Linked DNA regions of Homo sapiens: region 2 is linked to region 1. Evidence: read pairs that join two places in POLR2A ChIA-PET (ENCODE). Cell type or tissue: GM12878. All regions are shown on one strand.

Region 1 (4,000 bases):
ATGATCTGGGCTCACTGCAACCTCCACCTCTCAGGTTCAAGTGATTCTCCTGCCTCAGCCTCCTGAGTAGCTGGGATTATAGGTGCCCACCACCACGCCCAGCTAATTTTTGTATTTTTAGTAAAGACAGGGTTTCACCATGTTGGCCAGGCTGGTCTCAAACTCTTGACCTCAGGTGATCCACCTGCCTCGGCCTCCCAAAGTGCTGGGATTACAGGCATGAGCCACTGAGCCTGCCCTATTTCCTAAGTATTTTAACTACATATTGCTACTTAACAAACTACCCCAACTTCATGGCTTAGAACACAACCATCTTATTTGCTCACAATTTAGCGGGTCATCAATTTGGTCTGTGTTCAGCTGGGTAGTTCTTTTCTGGTCTCCCCTGGGGTCATTCATATAACTGCAGTCATGTGGCATCGTGGCTGGAGCTCGATGGTCTGGGATGGCCTCACTTACACATCTGGGTTTAGTGTTAGCTGTAGATGGGGCACCTCTCTCCATATGATCTCTCTTTCTCATGAAGGGTAGCTCAGGCTTCTTCACATGGTAGTATCAGGATTTCAAAAGGGTGAGAGCTCAGAAAGTCACTTCCATAGCATTCTGTTGGTCAAAACAAAGTACAAGGCCAGCCCAAATTCAAGGGAATGAAGAAACAGTCTCTATCTTTTGATGGGAAGAGATGTAAAGCCACATTTCTTTTTTATTTTAAAAAAATTTTTTTAAGTAAAAAAAAATTCTAAGTAGAGACAGGGTCTTGCTATATTGCTCAGCTTGGTCTCAAGATCCTGGGCTCAAGTGATCCTCCTGCCTTGGCCTCCCAAAGTGCTGTAACTACAGGTGTCAGCCACTATGCCTGACCTAAAGTCACAATTAACAGGAGTGTATACAAAAAGGTGGGAAGAATTAGTGACTATTTTTTTTCAATCTACTATGTTAACAATGGCTCAAAATTCAGAAACAATACATAAAAAGATTGATCAATTTGATTACACTGAAATAAAAATATCTTATACTACAAACATACCATAAGTAAAATAAAAAGATAAATCACAAACTTGGAAGAATATTTGTAATTTATATCACAGACTAAAGTTTAATGTCCCTAGCATAGAAAGAGCTTCTAAAAAACAGAAGAAGGAAGGACTGACACACTACAGGAAAATGCACTGAGATGTAAACAGACAGATTGCAGAAAAAGAAATGCATAGAGTCCTTACCATTAAAAAAAATGTTTTTATGGTCCCTAATCATAAAAAAAAAGTCCAGGTGTGGTAGCTCATGCCTGTAATCCCAGCACTTTGGGAGGCTGAGGCGGGAGGATCTCTTGAGGCCAGCAGTTCGAGACCAGCCTAGGGAAAATAGTCACACCCTGTAGCTACAAAAAAAAAAGTATGTTAAAAAATTTTTTTTGGCCGGGCGCGGTGGCTCACACCTGTAATCCCAGCACTTTGGGAGGCTGAGGCAGGTGGATCACAAGGTCAGGAGATTGAGACCATTCTGGGTAACACAGTGAAACTCAGTCTCTACTAAAAATACAAAAAATTAGCTGACTGGCTGGGCGCGGTGGCTCACGCCTGTAATCCCAGCACTTTGGGGGCCGAGGCGGGCGGATCACGAGGTCAGGAGATCCAGACCATCCTGGCTAACATGGTGAAACCCCGTCTCTACTAAAAATACAAAAAAATTAGCCGGGCGTGGTGGCGGGCGCCTGTAGTCCCAGCTACTCGGGAGGCTGAGGCAGGGGAATGGCGTGAACCCAGGAAGCGGAGCTTGCAGTGAGCCGAGATTGAGCCACTGCACTCCAGCCTGGGAGAGAGAGCAAGACTCCGTTTCAAAAAAAAAAAAAAAAAAATTAGCCGAGTATGGTGGCAGGCGCCTGTAGTCTCAGCTACTCAGGAGGCTGAGGCAGGAGAATCCCTTGAACCTGGGGGGAGGAGGTTTCAGTGAATCAAGATCACGCCACTGCACTCCAGCCTGGGTGACAGAGCGAGACTCCATCTTAAAAAAAAAAAAAAAAAGACAATTTTTTTTAATATCCAACCTCACTTGTGTGTGTGTGTGTGTGTGTGTGTGTGTGTGTGTGAGACAAGGACTTACTCTGTCACTCAGGCTGGAGTGCAGTGGTGTAATCATGACTCACTGAAGCCTTGACCTCCCAGGCTTAAGCAATCCTCCCACCTCAGCCTCCTGAGTAGCTGGGACTACAGGCGCACACCATCATACCCTGCTAATGTTTTGTATTTTTTGTAGAGACAGGGTTTCACCATGTTGCCCAGACTGGTCTCCAACTCCTGGGCTCAAGCGATTTGCAACCTCAGCCTCCCAGAGTTCTGGGATTACAGGAGTGAGCCACGGGGTCCAGCCCTACCTCACTATTTTTTTTTTTTTTTTTTTTTTTGAGACGGAGTCTCGCTCTGTAGCCTAGGCTGGAGTGCAGTGGCGCGATCTCGGCTTACTGCAAGCTCTGCCCCCTGGGATCACGCCATTCTCCTGCCTCAGCCTCCCCAGTAACTGGGATTACAGGCGCCCGCCACCACGCCCAGCTAATTTTTTGTATTTTTTAGTAGAAATGGGATTTCACCATGTTAGCCAGGATGGTGTCGATCTCCTGACCTCGTGATCCGCCCGCCTCAGCCTCCCAAAGTGCTGCGATTACAGGCATGAGCCACCGCGCCCGGCCCCGACCTCCCTCTTAATAAGAGAAATGCAAATTTTAACTGCACTGAGGTATTTTTCGTTTGTCACATGAGCAAAAACCCAAATGTTAGGGCACTCACATACATTGCTGTTACTGCGTGTAAAACAGGAAACAGGCATTCACATACATTGTTGTTTTGGGAATGTAAAACGGTAGTTCTCCTATGAAAGGACTTTGGTAATAGCAGCAAAATTACAAATGTATTTGACCTAGTAATCCCTCTTTCAGAAATCTATCCCAATGATACAGTGGCAAAAATATATATGCATGAAGCTATACATTGCAGCACTATTTGTAATAGCAAATACTAGAAACAAGTCAAATGTTCATCAGTAGGAGACTGGTTGAATAAACAATCCATGGTACCCACACAACGTAGTTCTATGCAACCATGAAAAGCAATGAGAAATATTATTATCTATAATTTAGAGTAATCTCCAGGCATATACTTGAATGCAAAAAGCAAGGTAGAAAAATGTATGCGTATAGTAAATTACTGTTTATTTAAGAAAAATAATAATATATGTAATATATATAGTTTATATATATTATATATATAAAGGATGGGAAGAATTTGTGAGTAAATTCTTATATATATAAGAAATTCTTAAAATATATATATTCTTATATATATATATATAAGCTCTCTGTCTATATATATAGCTAAGAAAGAAGGATTTTGGCCTATCGTTCTTTCCATTTTTTCTTTGTATAAGCTATATATATGCTATATATAACATATATACTATATATGCTATATGGTATATATAAATACATATATCTAGTTTATATTAAAAAATGGAAAGAACGATAAGCCAAAATGATTCTGTATTGGAAAGTGGAAGGAACAGATGGAAAGAATATAGAGAAAGGGTATCACTATTTAACAACTCCTAATAAAATAATGAATCAATGGCTTCTAACATAATGAAGAGAAAAGCACCAAATATTATGCACCTGCTGATGGATGTATGAACATGAACTACAAATAATTCCTGCCAAAGCCAGGCACAGTGGCTCACCCCTGTAATCCCAGCACTTTGAGAGGCTGAGGTGGGAGGATCACTTGAGACCAGGAATTCAAGACCAGCCTGGGCAACATAGAGAGACCTTGTCTCTATAAAAAAATTTTAAAAATTAGCATGTGCTTGTAGTCCCAGCCACTTGGGAGGCTGAGGTTGGAGGATTGCTTGAGCCCAGGAGTTGGAGGCTGCAGCGAGCTATGATAGTGCCACTGCACTCTGGCCTGGGCAACAGAACAAGATCTTGTCCCTAAAATAAATAAATAAATAGGATTTT
Region 2 (4,000 bases), 650 kb after region 1:
CTGGTTACAAAAGGTAAAATATTCGAAGTGATCTGTATTAGTTTTCTAGGGCTGCCATAACAAAATACCACAGACTGGGTGGCTCAAACAACATACATTAATTTTCTTACAGTTCTGGAGGCTGGAAGTCCAAGATCAAGGTATCTGCAGGGTTGGTTTCTCCTGTGCCTCTCTTCTTGGCTTACAGGCAGCCAGTTTCTCACTGTGTCCTTGAACAGTCTTCCCTCTGTCAGCACTCATTCCTGGCATCTTCCTGTGGTCCAAATTTCCTCTTCTTATATAGATAATAGTCATCTTCAGTTAGGGCCTACCCTAATGCCCTCATTTTAACTTAAAATGACCCTATCTCCAAATACTGTCACATTTTGAGAAACTGGGGAGTAGGACTTCAGCAAATGAATCTGAGAGGACACAACTCAGCCCATTACATGATCCAATATCATTCTTGCATGGCTGGTTAAGCAAACAGACAATGCCATCCTTAACGTACATATCAATACAGCTCAGACTTGGTCTTGAGGCAAGTAACTCAACAACTGCTATTGGTTCAGAGTTTAACAATATGTATACTCCTATTTTTATTAATGTATTTACTTATTTTGAGATGGGGGGCGGGTCTCACTATGTTGCCCAGGTTGGCCTCAAACTTCCTGGCTCAAGTGATCCTTCTGCCTCAGCTTCTTAAGTAGCTAAGTAGCTGAGACTATGGGTGCATACCACCTGCCCAGCATGTATATATTTTCAAAAGTGTTTGTCTCCCAAATTCAGAAGAAACTTCACATTCACTCCTTAACTATTAGCAAAGAAGTATAGTCAGAGATGACTCTAAGCAAAACCTCAGAGGAGGCAAAAGTTAGCCTGCCATGACTTTAGGAGGCTCTGAATAGTAAGTGTTTGTTCCCTGCAGCTTAGTAAATGTCACTTTACGATGATTTTCCATAATCCACTTGACTGCAGAGAGATGTACAGTGGGAAAATCGAGGCATAGAGACCAGGGCCATAATGTAACTCAGAGGAAGAACAAGGAATGATGGTTAGGATTCTTGCGCCAGCCCAGTGCCTCATGCGATAAATCACTTTGCCTAAAACAGGTTCAGAGTTTGTCAACTTTCTGTTCAAATTGTGGTGCATTGTAAACGTACTGTAAAACTGTAGAGTAAAAAGTATGTATTTCAATGGTTTTATCTTTCTTACCTAGCCATCCACATATTATTTATGCAGTTTCCATTATAATGCTACAGTTAAGTTTGCATAATATTTTCTGTAACTACCTACTTTTGCATGGTTATAGCTCTCTAAAACTCCCCTGGGACAGAGTTTTTTCACCTTGGTCTCAGTTCAGAAGCAATTTTTTTTTTTGTAATAACAATTGATGACTTTAGAGATATTTTTGAAGTCATGTGAATGTGAAAGAAAGGAAGATTTTTACTGCATTGAATATTTTGTTACCTTTTGTCTAAACACCACACATCAAAAAGAGCTGAACAGAAAGGTATCAAGCAAGGCAGTGTAATAGATTTCACTGAAGACTGACCACACTGCCAGATTTGACTACATGAGGTTTGCATTCACATGCTTATCAGTATTTAAAAATACCCTGAGTGTACACAACAGAAAATGTCAGGAACTTGAAAAGCAAAAATATGCATGTGGTGTTTTCCAGATTTCAGCAAAGCACAGTAACTAAAGAAACTTAATTATGTGATCAGGCAGCAGTTACTTAACCTTTCCAGACCTCTGTTTCCTCAATTATAAAATGAGAGGGTTGGACTACATGATCTCCAAGGTTTGTTCCAGCTCTAAGAGTCCCTATTTGGACTCTGGATACAAATCAATAACTTACTTTCAAAGTCACCCTGGAAGGCACTCTTAACTCTGAACTTGGCAGGTAGTTACCAAATAAGATCCTTATTTTACATCAGAGAACAAGAATTCATTACATTCTTCTGCCAAGGTTTCTTGACTTTGGTAAACATGAAAGAAAAATTACACTTGAATCCTAATCACAATTATCTTTTATAAAAATGCCAGAAAACCAAGTGTTTAAATTACATGACTCATTCAAAAGAATTTGTGACTTTTTGATGGCCCATTGGGTGTCAGGTGTTGAGCTGAGTGCAGAGGATGCAAAAGATGCACAAGTCTCCTGATTTCAAAGGAATTTGTAGGCTGTTGCATGTTTTAATTTTCCTCCTGTCTATTGGAAAATGCTCCCCTTCATGCATAACACTTGTCTGACACAGACAACAATGTTGTATCCCATTCTGGCAACCACAACTTGGCTAACTTATACAACTGTGCACTATTCTTCTTCACCGTGAATGATTTTGAGTAAACGGCCTTAAGTGACATCAAGGGTCTGAACGTGTCAGTTTGGGTAACTAGATACTGGACCAGGTTACATATAGAAGCCGTCTACCTTTTCTGGGTGTCCACATTGCATGTATTACCTAGAATAAGCAGATGGATGGTGGACCTATTGTAAGCTTAGAGTGAGGGGCTCTGGGACCTAGAATCACGTCTCTCATGGCCAAGCTGTATCCTCTCTGGAACTCAGTTAACTATGCTCTGCTGCCATTTTTGCCCTGGACAAAATCTCTGAAGTCCCCTATAGATCTAACAGCCCAGAATTGTATAATCTGTCTAGGTTTACTTGTGTATAGTTGGAAGATGAACAAACTGACATTTTAGATTTCCTTTCAACTTTATGTAAACCATATGTTTACATATTCTCTTCTAAAATATGTAACTAATTCCTGATTTTGAAAATAGTAAGTTTGTCTATCACTATTTCTGTATACTGTGTAGTAAAACCTGATTAATCCAATTCCTGCTAATTTTGCATTTAGCTGTAACTTGGCTAAGGGCCAATTGAATATTTATCCTTATGTACAATAAAAGCTTACTGTGTAAAAGAATAGGTATAATAAAGGTTATAAGGGGAATGTTTAACCTACTTAATATAGAAATGAGTCTCAAAAACTCAAGAACTCAAATTTAAATAAGCAATTGATACATGTATTATGAATTCTTCTCAGATATTTAAGTAGTTCCCCAAGGATGTTTATTTACTAACAGCTCACTAGTCTAGTTTGAATTACTGTTGTTACTTTTAAATATATCACAAGCAGTATATATTTACTACCATACTTCAATTCACATTCTTCTCAATTCAGGCAGCTGTTTGCCCAAATTAGTTTAAATTAGGGAAAGTCTATTGTATTCATAAACTTCATGTAAACAGCAGAAATGATGACTATAAAATTTGTCTTAGGTTTGTTGGAACTCTGAGCTTAACTTCTATCTGAGATTCGCAGAGAATGAACATGGAATGATTAATGGCCATTACTGATTTCTTGCAGCTGTAACTTAACAGAATATGTATACTCTAATACAGTACCCATGGTAATTATCTCATTACTATGAAGTGTCACAGAAATACATTATGCGAAGTACGCCCTGAATCACATTTAGCAATTTCTTTTTATGTTTTAAACCTGCAAGCTTAGTGTTGTCTAGTAGTTAGAGGTTTGCGTGGAGGTCTGGGGCTTAGCATAGGACTCCTGCACTCGAACTGGAGTTCCTTGGCAGAAGCAGAACCAGTTTCGTGACTCTGATCACTCTGTTAAACTTTTCTGTACCTCAATTCCTAATTTGAAAATAGGCATATTCACATCTGACCCCTACTATACCTCATGGAAAGGATTAGTCAGATTATGTCTATAAAACAGTTGGCCACCATGAGGAAAAGCATTAAGGAAATTACTCAGCCCTCTGCAGTGGTGACTTCTCTAACTGCATGAATATTTAACGAACAGGTATACATAATACTTGACACGTCTATGGAGCTTTTGATGCAAGTATCTCAACATCGCTGAAAGAAATACATACCAACAATTATCAAAGACCTGGGAAGCATCAACTCACCACTCAGAGAGGGCAGACATAGAACAGCTTAGTTTTTAACATCATACTGTTCAAGACCAGTGGTATAGCCAAA

What was found. ChIA-PET counts read pairs that join two places held together with the same protein. Peaks named below come from ENCODE experiments on the same cell type or tissue, not always from the same donor. Only the 100,000 strongest peaks of a DNase experiment are listed, where the experiment ranks them.
Region 2: POLR2A ChIA-PET joins it to region 1 with 5 read pairs; 3 of 35 experiments call an interaction of 5 or more read pairs at or near these places.

What each region holds. Positions count from the first base shown.
Region 1 is chr4:139,259,086-139,263,085 of GRCh38, forward strand. No RefSeq gene overlaps it. Among named protein-coding and RNA genes, the nearest start is that of MGARP, 19 kb to the right of the region's middle. In GM12878, no CTCF peak of the experiment used is centred here; no DNase peak of the experiment used is centred here.
Region 2 is chr4:139,905,528-139,909,527 of GRCh38, forward strand. All of the region lies in intron 1 of MAML3 (mastermind like transcriptional coactivator 3), which reads right to left. Among named protein-coding and RNA genes, the nearest start is that of MAML3-AS1, 220 kb to the right of the region's middle. RefSeq lists a silencer at 3,588-3,882. In GM12878, no CTCF peak of the experiment used is centred here; a DNase peak (open chromatin) is centred at 1,505.